3 separate regions of the Homo sapiens genome follow, and regions 1 and 3 are each linked to region 2. Evidence: chromatin contacts called from ENCODE Hi-C or POLR2A ChIA-PET data. All regions are on one chromosome and are shown on one strand. Each heading gives the region's core, a stretch centred on a gene start or an enhancer-like site at or near the end of the contact. The rest is flanking DNA. Distances are from core to core; before and after follow the strand shown. Region 1 overlaps FOXP1 (forkhead box P1). Region 2 overlaps FOXP1 (forkhead box P1). Region 3 overlaps FOXP1 (forkhead box P1).

Evidence for each region. Hi-C counts contacts between places; a loop is a spot of excess contacts on that map. ChIA-PET counts read pairs that join two places held with the same protein, here RNA polymerase II (POLR2A). Pooled maps may share reads with other maps.
Region 1: a loop to region 2 is called in a map with no recorded cell type, with 6 times the contacts of the local background. The contact joins two enhancer-like sites. A Hi-C loop is called at or near these places in 2 of 168 maps with a recorded cell type or tissue (both naive thymus-derived CD4-positive, alpha-beta T cell), 8 of 37 single-sample maps with no recorded cell type and 13 of 50 pooled maps. POLR2A ChIA-PET finds 5 or more read pairs at or near these places in 2 of 52 experiments (B cell and naive thymus-derived CD4-positive, alpha-beta T cell).
Region 3: a map of B cell shows a loop between it and region 2 (3-fold over the local background). The contact joins two enhancer-like sites. A Hi-C loop is called at or near these places in 2 of 168 maps with a recorded cell type or tissue (B cell and PC-3), 11 of 37 single-sample maps with no recorded cell type and 11 of 50 pooled maps. POLR2A ChIA-PET finds 5 or more read pairs at or near these places in 5 of 52 experiments (T-cell, activated B cell, activated CD4-positive, alpha-beta T cell and 2 more).

Annotation. Positions count from the first base shown.
Region 1 is chr3:71,006,190-71,010,170 of GRCh38, reverse strand. The region is part of intron 12 of FOXP1 (forkhead box P1); the gene reads left to right. Among named protein-coding and RNA genes, the nearest start is that of FOXP1-AS1, 280 kb to the left of the region's middle. Within about 2 kb of position 2,695, at least 6 of the 41 ENCODE cell types and tissues checked have a DNase peak (open chromatin) inside an H3K27ac peak, as active enhancers do; they include B cell, where a contact is called at or near this core.
Region 2 is chr3:71,441,926-71,445,893 of GRCh38, reverse strand. All of the region lies in intron 3 of FOXP1 (forkhead box P1), which reads left to right. Among named protein-coding and RNA genes, the nearest start is that of MIR1284, 98 kb to the left of the region's middle. RefSeq lists enhancers at 1,389-1,528, 1,919-2,028. Within about 2 kb of position 1,758, at least 27 of the 41 ENCODE cell types and tissues checked have a DNase peak (open chromatin) inside an H3K27ac peak, as active enhancers do; they include B cell, where a contact is called at or near this core.
Region 3 is chr3:71,088,676-71,092,184 of GRCh38, reverse strand. All of the region lies in intron 7 of FOXP1 (forkhead box P1), which reads left to right. It overlaps LOC124906247 (a long non-coding RNA gene), which reads right to left. Exons shown (of 2, transcript XR_007095956.1): 2 at 3,470-3,509. Among named protein-coding and RNA genes, the nearest start is that of FOXP1-AS1, 200 kb to the left of the region's middle. Within about 2 kb of position 1,809, at least 2 of the 41 ENCODE cell types and tissues checked have a DNase peak (open chromatin) inside an H3K27ac peak, as active enhancers do; they include B cell, where a contact is called at or near this core.

The DNA.
Region 1 (3,981 bases), core at 1,446-3,945, 440 kb after region 2:
ACATTATTAATATGTTCTTTGAACTAGCCACATGTCATCTGAGCCTCAGTATCAGCACATGTGATTTGGGATGTTAACCACTTTTTACGGTTGTTAGAATTAAAAGGTACACCAGGCAAGACACAGGTGGTTTACCCCTGTAATCCCAATGCATTTGGAGGCTAAGGTGGAAGGATTTCTTGAGGCCAAGAGTTTGAGACCAGCCAGGTCAACATAGCAAGACCCTATCTCTGCCAAAAAAAAAAAAAAAAAAATTCAGCTGGGTGTCGTGGCATGTGCCCATAGTCTTAGTTAATTGGGAAGCTAAGGTGGGAGGCTCACTTGAGCCCAGAAGTTCGAGGCCGCAGTGAGCTATGATAATGCCACTGTACTGTAGCCTAGGTAGCAAAGCAAAACCTTGTCTCTAAAAATTAAATAAATGAATGAGTAAATAAAAAGTACATCATATAAACTGCCTAGCCCATACTAGGCACTCTTTAAAAGCGTTAGAACTTCTTAACCTACTTAGATATATTTATTTTTCAAGGATGAGTAATTTTAAATATCCAAAAATTTCCAACCTTCTACCTAGGAAAAGGAGTTGTGACTATGCAAAGCATTGATATATCCGAAGAAATTGTTCTGTAATAGAATGTTTTAATCAGAAACCTCTGGTAAAAAGTCCCACACAGAGGGGAGGGCATGGCAAATTTTTTCCATAAAGGGGTAGACAGTAAATATTTTCAGCATTGCAGGCCATACAGTGTCTGTCACAGCAACTCGACTTAGCTCTGCCATTGGGGTACAAAAGCAGCCGTTGACCATGCGTAAGGAACAAGGAACGAGTATGGCTGTGTCCCTTGGACCACAGTTTGCTGTACCATTTTTGGTGTCACCAACATATTTTTAGCTGAGGAATGCTTTTGTGGCCCCGGACATAGCTATCCAGGGTTATGTTAGCTTGGATTCACAGAACCCTCAAGTTAGTCATATTTGAGGGGAGATATCCACGTGTGTCATGCGCCCCCCCCCCCCCGCCCCCATGATTTCATTGACCAACCATGGTTGCTGTACTTCCTTGATCTTGGGTTCTTCCACCCAGTTTTTAGGGTTCAGACTAAGGGAGAGGAAGTGACTTTGCCAGGTAACAGCTTTCTGGTCTTCTGCAGCTCCAGATTAATAAGCTGTAACTGTTACAGAGGCCAAGCTTGGTTCTTCAGGATAAAAATCCCATCTGTCAATACTGTGCCACTGTTAACAGAGAGAGGGGTTCAGAAAAAAGAGAGGTGGGGGGGACTCACAGGTCTAAAACTGAAGCATATTTTTTTTTCCCTCCTGAGGAAGAAATATCATAACTGTTGGTAAATCAAAACCAGAGATTTGACACTTTTCTGTGATCATTCTGCAGCATTTGTTCCCAAGGTGAGGTATACCACAGGGCCCTTGATTTCAAAGATAAATACTGTACAAATAACCATCCTGTTGTCTTTCCCTCACCGCCAACAGAGGGACGCTTTATCAGAATCAGCAGATACCCAGTCTATTGTATGCATTTATTTCCCTGTTTCTTCTGAAAACAACTTGCAGTTTTAGTGTTGATTTTTTTTTAATCTATCAACCATGAGTTATCATGTGACTGTTGCATTTGTTAGTGCTAACTGATAGCAGCAGGTGCTCCTGCTAACTCTAATGAAATCGTCCAGCCCTGCATTGCTTGGCATCCTCCGATAACAGAAAAACAAAAACAAGTCCCGTATCATCCAGAGTGGTGTGAAGCTCATCGGCGTTCTTCCATCTTCTCCCCACTTGAGTCCTTTCTTTTTTCTTCTTTTCAAACCAGGTGAAAGACACAATCTTCACTAGTAAAAACGTGGATTTGTAATTCTTCCCTTTCCTCCCCCTCCCTTTTTTTAATGCTCATGTAATGCATTGGCAAAATGAGGAGTAGATTTGAAGGTTAAATCCTGACCACATTTCCCTGTTTTTAACTTAGAAGGTAAAATCAAATGCAGGCCCATAGTTTCACAAACACCAGGTACTCTTATGTGCTTGGGGGAAAATGTTTCCATTTCTCCTAGTTTTTCTTTTAAGTGACCACTTGTATAACGTCTACTAAAAGTATCATTTGTATCCTTGCTTAGTATCCTATTTGAAAAGAATTTTTTTTCTTTTGGTGATTTCTCAGGGAGAAAAACTTCATGCAGAACAAAACAAAAATTCCCTTGCTTGTTAGATGTATGTAATTTATGAAAGCCAAAATAAACTGTATATGTGCTGTAATGGAAGACAGAGAAATGTTGAAGAAAATGCCCAGAAATGGAACTTTGACCCTTCCCGAAAGGTCGAGGGCTGTAGACAGTAGAGGACATTTCATTGGTAACTTGCTTTTTAAAATTTTTTTCTGTGAATTTTACTTTTCAAAACTGTGAAGAGTTTTGTGTGAAAGAAACTACTAAGTGTGCTCTGTAATGTTTTCACAAGTGTTTTTATCATGGTAACATCTTGTTTACTTTAGTTCCCTGCCTAAAACTACTTGGAACATGTTAAGAAAACACTTCAAGAAAGCCTCGACAAAGAGGCTTTTGTTTAACAGCCACCATGAGGCAGCGTGGATCACAAAGGTGTTAACTTTCAGCCCCTTAAGCACTTCCACATGAAATTCCAGCAACTATGTTTGTGGTTTTGGAAAAACAAAGTGTATGTTAAAGAAACCAGGTATATGCTAATACATGTCGAAGGAGGCCGGATATCATAAATTGTTTCAAACCCATTTGTGGCTCTCGGCTTGCACGCCTGAATGTTCTGCAGTGAAATTACCTCTAGTTAGTGTAGGAGACTTCAGCCATGTAGAGGGAATAGCTGTCTATAATTGTGGATGTATGCAAATCAAATTCCAGCCTCACAATTTAAATCTCGAGAAGATGAGGATGAAAATTTTCCCCATCAGATCTGAGGTGACAAGTCTTTGAGTATTGCAAAATGAGCTGTATATTTTTATGAATTTGACTTTTCTACTTATCATGCATTTTTTATTGGTTTTAGAAAAATAAAAATAGGGTGTTACCAAAAAAAATTTTTTCCCCCTTTTAATGTCTTTTTTAACCTTTCTGACATTGCTTAGGAGTTCAAGACCTTTCTTAGTACTCGAAGAGGTCAAAGTGGCCTAAATACCACAGTGCCCTCTAGTGATATATAGAATATTAGATAGAAAAGTTTAGACAAGTTTGCCAAAGATAACAGGCCCAGTGCCACCTCTTTGCTCAAAAGGAAGCAAATAACATTTGAACGCATTTTTTTTCAACAAACAGATTTTAGTTAGAAATGCAAATTAAATTTAAATTTTTCTTGTAGGCTTTGAAAACATTGGAAAATTTTTTGAATGTCTACTTATGCAATTAATTCTACATATAACTGCATATGTGCATGCGGTACATCTATATCACTGTAGATGCATTGTTGAGTGTTCTTATATTTTAAGAGCCATTAGTTAGCTTAGGTATTTCATGTGATCATTTCCGGCATGTAATTAGAAGGCATTACTTAAAAGACAGGGATCATCTTTGCTCCATACTTTTATTGACACTGTCTACCATATTATGGCCATGTCTAAATGGTAAAATTTATTATTAGCAATAGTGTCACAAAAGTCTGAGACAGCGATTTTCCTTTCAATAAAAGTAGTTAAAAACCTTTTAGAAAATCCATAATTTTGATTGCTGGTACTTCATAAACGTATAACTGGTACTTTTTAGCTGTCTCTTTAGGGAAAAATGAGTTTTATCACCTGCGGTACCTGGGTTAATGAAATTGTGTGTTGGAATTTAGCCAGGATGAAAGATGAGATCATTCCAAGACACTAATATTGGCAACAGGTCTCATAAAAAGCTCTGACTCTTGAGTGAAGTATCATTAGATTTTTTTATTATTATTATTTTATTTAAATTGAGAGATTAAGTTAGTTGTCATTTTCAAAGCTTCTGTACTAGCGAGATTCTCATTTGG
Region 2 (3,968 bases), core at 509-3,008:
CCAATATGGTGAAACCCCATCTCTACTAAAAATACAAAATTAGCTGGGGTTGGGTCACGTGCCTGTAATCCGCAGCTACTTGGGAGGCCGAGGCAGGAGAATCACTTGAACCCAGGAGGCGGGGGTTGCAGTGAGCTGAGATTGCGCCACTGCACTCCAGCCTGGGCAACAAGAGTGAAACTCCATCTCAAAAAAAAAAAAAAAGGTATAAATATCTATTGATAGATATTTATATCTATTATTAATATGCCAGGCATTGTTAATTTCAATACTGTGTAAAAACAGACTTGGGGCATACATAACACAGAAACAAATGGGAAATTTGAATTATAGGGAATTCAACAAAGAAAGGCCCTTTATATAGGGCAAATTGACTTGGTTGAAAGCCATGGAGTTCATACTACCTTAGAATCTTAGAACTTCTTGAGAAGCTCTGGACAGAGCTCATTTTTATTTTCCAGAACCTTTGGGAGGCAGTATATTCCATGGTTAAAATGTGGACTTCAGCATCAGCCCCATTCCGGTTCAGGCAAAACACTGCTGAGCTGCCATTTACATTGCTGGAGATGTGTGTGGCACTCGTTTCAGTTGTGCAGTACACCTCCTTCCCAGCTGTTCACAGCAGCCCTGATTTAGGCAAAACTGAGTTTGAATTCCTGCTTTTGCCACTTACGGTTTGTGAAGCAGCCTGTGTTTCTGTAGCCCTCCCACACTTGGCCTCCTCATTGGTAAAATGGGGGTTATGGCTCTTCCCTCACAGGTACCATGGAGAACACTAAGGACTAAAGGTATGTTGAAGCTATTTATGTCATGCCTGCCACGTGGTCTGCACTCCAGAAGTACTTGCTATTGCTGTTATTGAAATGAAAGATCTCCCTTGCACATCTTCCCCTGCCCGGCCACATTGTGCACTTTGAAAAGGATATCCTTCACATTCGTTTTCCAGAAAATTGAGGTCACTGACTTATTTCCTTCTTGAACCCTCTACCCTCCAGTCCCCATGGCCATCCCCACTCCCCCCAATCCCTTGGGTTAAGTCACAGCAGAGGCATGTACAGAGCATCCCTCGCAAACATCAGTTGCCTTTCTGTCTGCAGCAGGCCTGTTTGATTTTGGCTTCTTATCTGATGTAGGGAAGAAGCCGCACTCCTCTGAGCCTTGGGTAGGCCAGTTGTGGGCTGGCCCGTAATAATACAATTATGAAGGTTAACAGGAAAAAGTGGGGTCCAGGAGCAATTCCAGGCAGCTGGCAGGCCTGCTGAATTGGAAGCGCCCCACCAATGAAAACTGCAGCAAGAAGCAAATTAAACCTCCTATCTGCCATCTCACTCTCTTTTCTCCCCTTTCCTGTTTGGACTTGAAAGGCGATTGGAGCCAGGGCCCTGACAGTTGACGGAAGTGCTGCAAGGAGAGAGTATTTATTTACAGTGAGTCGTGGTGATGCTTGTTCAGGATGCGGTTTCTTGCAGGAAGTTCTGTCCCCACCCCCGGGTTTGATCATTTCTCCAAAAAAAAAAAAAAAATCCTTGATTGTTTGAGGCCTCCTCTCTGACTTGGAGCAACATTGTAGAACCTGTCTGTACTTGGAGGGTTTGCTGAGTGCACCTTTGTAGGAGGGCCTGGAGTGGGACGAGAGGCAGCCAGTGGGCCTGGCTCCCTCCAGATGTGTTCAGGCGCAGCAAAAATCATTAGGCATTGAAAATAGGGAAGTAGGCCGAGTACACGTGTGGTAAGCTGTGGTTGGCGCAGGCCAGTCTGTTCGTTAACAGAAACCAGTGCCAATTGACGTTGATGTACTAGGCGTTTGAGAGAGAAATCACTTTGAGGCAAAGTCAGTAGCTATAGTGCATAGGGAGTGAGTATTTAGGTAGAAACCAGTTGGGCTGGGGCTGGCTGGTGAAGCCCCTCTGAAGGAGGCTGAGTGCCAAGCTGCTGGTCCAAAATGTGGGGTGCTTTTTGCCTTTGGGGGTCTCATAGAATATTGGGAGAGAAGGGTAAAAGGGGAAATAGTATTCTGTTGAAGAGGTTATTTTGGTATATTCTTGGATCATCATAAGGCCACCCTACAATACTATAGAATTTTCTCATCAGCTGAGAAATAGCCTCCATTCTTTATTTAAAAGTATATACAAGTGAGAAAAAAATGACAAAAGGATACAAAATGAGACTCAGCTCCCTTCTTTAGTTTCAGAAATCCCTAGAGCAGGTCACTTGGCAGCTTGCTAGGGATGCAGGTTCTGGGGCCCTGTTGGAGGGAGAGTGGCAGAATCAGAAAATCTGGCATGAGGGCTGGCAGTCTGTGTTTTAACCAGCCCTATAGGCGATTCTGATGGTCATGACTGTTGAGAAGCATGGAGAGAAGGCAGTGGCTTTCCAACTCGAGTGTGCATCAGGGTCACCTGGAGGGCTTGTTAGACCGACAGACGTGAACCCAGAGTTACGGTTAGATAGGCGGAATACGTGCCCATGTCCTGTTCACAGTAGGGCGACTGTCATTAACAATAAAGTATTGTATATTTCAAAAGAGCTAGAAGAAAGTATTTTGAATGTTCTCATTACAAAGAAATGATGAATGTTCGAGGTGATGGATAAGCTAATTACTCTGATTTTATCATGACACCAAATATACATGTATCAAAACATCACACAGTACCCCATGAATACATACAATTATTGTGTGTCAGTTAAAAACAAAATAAGGGCCGGGCGTGGTGGCTCACGCCTGTGATTCCAGCACTTTGGGAGGCCGAGGCGGGTGGATCACCTGAGGTCAGGAGTTCAAGACCAGTCTGGCCAATATGGTGAAACCCCATCTCTACCAGAAATACAAAAAAATTAGCCAGGTGTGGTGGTACATGCCTGTAATCCCAACTACTCAGGAGGCTGAGGAAGGAGAACCTCTTGAACCCAGGAGGCAGAGGTTGCAGTTAGCTGAGATCGCGCCACTGCACTCCAGCCCAGCCTGGGTGACAGAGCGAGACTATGTCTCAAAAAAATAAAAAAAAAATAAAAAAAGATTTAAATAAAAACTGCAGGTGCTGGAGCCCCACCCTCAGAGATTCAGATTAAGTCCCAAGTGGGGCCTGACAATCTGCATGCTTTCATTTTTTTGAGCAGGCAACTCCGCCTGCAATCCCCTTCTCCCTGGTTTTCCTGATGGAGCAGGCCTGGGCTTTTGACAAATCCAGACGTGGGAGTGACTGTGATTGTTGTCAAAAAAACAAAAACAAAAGAAAAAACCAAGACCATGGAATGGAGGAAGCTTCTCTGTGGCATTATTACTGGGGCCGCGGCTAGTTTGGTGCAGGATGATACTGACGACAGAGAGGACCTCCGTGCCCATGTAGCTTTCTCCAGACATCCCAGCACCCAACTCACTGCGCGAGACTTGCATGAATAATTTCACTAAAATCAGCTGGACGTTCTCAAGATTCAGAGGAAATCACCAGTGTCCTCCTGTGGGTGTCTCCTTGTGTGTTTTAGTTGATCTCTGAATGTGGTTTTTTTTTTTTTTTGGCTTTTTAAGGTCTTCAGCCATTTCTGACAGGTGCTGTAGTTGGCCTGTTGTAATATGCAAAACCTATACAAAGACGTGTCCTTAGTCCCTGTGTCAAGCAACTCAGTCTGGTTGGCTAATGGTTAATGTAGAGAAGTATGCGTACAATGTCAGGGTGTTACAGTATGGAGCTATGCAGAAGGAATGAACAACTGGGGCATCTGGGACATATATGGTCAAGCTCCACAAAAGTGGGGCACCAAGTCTGAACAGGGCTTTGAGGCATGAATATGAGTTCCCTAGATGGTTCAGCTCCTGAGATGTTTAGTGCTTGGGAATTCTCAAAGTTGTGTAGGCATGACTTCTGAATGGGAAGGTTCTGGTGAAGATATCGTTAAGAACGTAGTGGGTGAAGCCCTCTTCATGCAAATAACATCAGGCAGAACAGAGATTTATTATGTGCAAATGACAG
Region 3 (3,509 bases), core at 560-3,059, 350 kb after region 2:
AGAGTCTCTCACTCTGTCGCCCAGGCTGGAGTGCAGTGGTGCGATCTCAGCTCACTACAACCTCCACCTCCTGGGTTCAAGCGATTCTTCTGCCTCAGCCTCCCAAGTAGCTGGGACTACAGGCGTGTGCCACCATGCCCGGCTAATTTTTGTATTTTTAGTAGAGACGGGGTTTCACCATGTTGGCCAGGCTGGTCTCAAACTCCTGACCTCAAGTGATCTGCCTGCCTCGGCCTCCCAAAGTGCTGGAATTACAGGCGTGAGTCATGGCACTCAGCCTACATCGTGATTTTCCTGTTGGCTTTTGTAAAAGCCAGATCCTTGAACTTTGTTTCTTATTTCCAAATGTTGATTACAGTTGTGTTTCTCATACCTCTCTCCCAGCTGTGAAGTTTATTGGTCTTTGTTTTATTAATAATTCTATAATTGAGAATTATATTTTATTTTAGACTCATAATGTCATAGCATTACATTCATTGGTTGAATATGTTAACTGGTTAGGAAAAAGCTTGGGGTTACCCTTAATCTTGAGCTTGAGATATTGATGAGACAATTAAGCTTAATTTGGTAACTCTTTGGAGTAGATAGACCCAAATTCTAAAAACCATCATTTACCATCTCTGGGACCTTGTCCAAGTAAAGCTCAGTTTTTTTTTTGTTTGTTTGTTTTGTTTTGTTTTGTTTTGTTTTGTTTTGAGACGGAGTCTTGCTCTGTCACCCAGGCTGGCATGCAGTGGTGCGATCTCGGCTCACTACAACCTCCGCCTCCCGGGTTCAAGCACTTCTGCCTCAGCCTCCCAAGTAGCTGGGATTACTGGCATGTGCCACCATGCCCAGCTCATTTTATTTGTATTTTTAGTAGAGACGGGGTTTCTTCATGTTGGTCAGGCTGGTCTCGAACTCCTGACCTCAGGTGATCCACCCACCTTGGCCTCCCAAAGTGCTGGGGTTACAGACGTGAGCCACCGTGCCTGGGCTAAAGCTCACTTTTGAGCTTCTATAAAGTAGAAATGTCTACCCAGCAGATTAATTCAGAGGATTAATTTAAGAATACACACACACACACACACACACACACACACACACAGAATCTGGCACCTGTAGCTCAAAATGTTACCTGCCCTTCTTATAGCTGTTGTTCTGATCATTATATTATGATGATGTTGGTTTGGGTTATTACTTGTGAGATCCTACAGTGGTCTGGACACACAAAAAATTGAATTTTATATAATACTGAGGCTTTCTGATGGTAGTAGATGGGCAGAGAGTGGCAGTTGTCAACCCCCTATGCATTTCAGAGCGAAGTGCATTTAGAATGGCCATACCTATGTTATCATATACCTATGTTATCGTCTCTGAATCTTTGATATATGCCAGATGGGTTGCAAATTCTACAGTGAATTGTTCACTTCTGTAGGTCTTCTGTGCAGGACCCTAGCTCTCCTGTAATGGCAGTGCAACTGCTGAGAAGAAAAGACAGAGTGCAATGATCATGCTTCCCCACTCTGACCCCCTCCTAGTTCTTCCCTGCACTCTTAAGGAGGCAGTTGCACAGTTATTTTTTATTTGACATTATAGTTACATATATGCAAAGAAGATCAGGGAGTATGCTCATTTTATTGTGTCTTGATGTGTTGGGAAGGGAAGCATGGATTATAAAATTATCTTTTCATCAAGCCTTCTAGTTAGAGTTGACTTGCTTCTCCTGGGGACTGAGTAATTTGTTACTCTTCATTGCCCTGTTACTTTTTCCCCCCAAGGGTGGTTCTCCTCACACCTGCAGGAGACTTGTTCTTTCACTTCTGTATTATCACATTACATACTGCACTTATGAAAAACGGGGCAAATGTTTTCTAACAGCCATCGTGACAACTCTGTTACAAACAGGGAGGTACTGTTTAGTTGAAAAACATGGGAATATCCAAGAAAAATGTGAAAGAAGCTTAGAAAATGAAATTTCTTGAAAATAGGAATCGAGAGATTTGTTTTATGATGGGAGCAAGGTTGAAGAAAGTAAGGAATTGATTCCCCATTAGAGATTGCAAACTGATGGCCCGCAGGCTAGATACTGTTTTGTTTATGCACACAACATTTAACCTTTTTTTGGTTCGAACTTTTTGAAGGCTTTCTTTTTCTTTGCAAAGATTTAAAAAATCTGGAGATTTCCCATGAAAATCTCATTTTCTGTCATCTCCTAAAAAAGAAAAAAATCAGAAGTTCAAGCAATATACATAGCACCAGTTATCTGGAGCAGAGAAATGCTGCCCATTCCCACTTTGCCATGGACTTCAACTCATTTCAGTAGCCTGCCTGTCTGCTGTCTATCCCTCTTCTAAGTGGCTCAAGGTTTCATGAACAGATTCACCTCAGAGTCTCAAAGGCAACAGCACGCTATAGTGGCCCAGCTAGAGCCCAGGCATTTTGGAATTCTTGATTTCTTTGTATCTTTGTACCCTGATTATAGACTGATGTCTTTTTAAACTGGCTGCCTTGTGAAAATTAGAGTTCCTCTTTCTTAACTAGGACTGTGGGTAGTAGTGATCCCCATGTGGCAAGGATGGGGCAGGGAAGAGTGTTCCTGCAGGAAGAAAGTGTGTGCAAGCCAGATGACATGCAACTGCCCTCATGATCAGATTTGGATAACTCTGTTATTTACTCCAAACCTTAGTGTCTTACAGTTTAAACATTTATTCTTTTACACACTTTCTGTGAGTCAGAGATAGGGGAGTGGCTTAGCTGGGTGGTTCAGGCTCATAGCATCTCATGAGATTGCAGTCAAAATGTGAGGCTGGGGCATGATTGGGGCTAGGGGAGCCGCTTCCAAGATGGCTCGCTCACATGGCTGTCAGCAGGAGGCCTCAAGTTCTCAGGCTGTGGACCTCTCCATAGTGTGACTTCAGTGCCCTTGTGATGTGGCAGCTGGCTTTTCCCAGAGTGATCCAAGTTGTGACCTAGCCTTGGAAATCACATACCATTACTTCTGCCATATTTATTGGTCACAGAGACCGGCCCTGACATGGTGTTGGAAGGTACTATCCAAGGCATGAATACCAAATGGTGAGAATCTTTGGGGCTTGTTTCGGAGGTTGGGTGCCACTGATTCCAACCTCCTCATTAGCCCTATTTAGAATCAGAGTAAGAGCAAGTCAGTGTAATTGTTTATAAAGTGTCATATCCTTCAGCTATGTTGGATGGAAGAAAGGTCAAAATGTGACCTGAGCACTGGTGTACTCTTGGCGTAAGGTCATTGGCCAAAGTATTATTCACTTCACTAAAAGATTTGCCTGTACTAATAAGAAAGAGAGATTGACAAAAGAGATGAACTGCACTAAGGTATTTGGTGAGTTCGATTTCTTTCTCAAATTATGCAAATTTCCTCCAGCGTTTCCCCCTAAACAATGGGAAGTTGCATATTCTCAAAGCTGTAAGACCTTCAAAGATAATCTCAGAGTGATTTTAAGGCAAAATAAGTAGTTTAATATTTATATCTAACTGCATCTCTGGTGTCT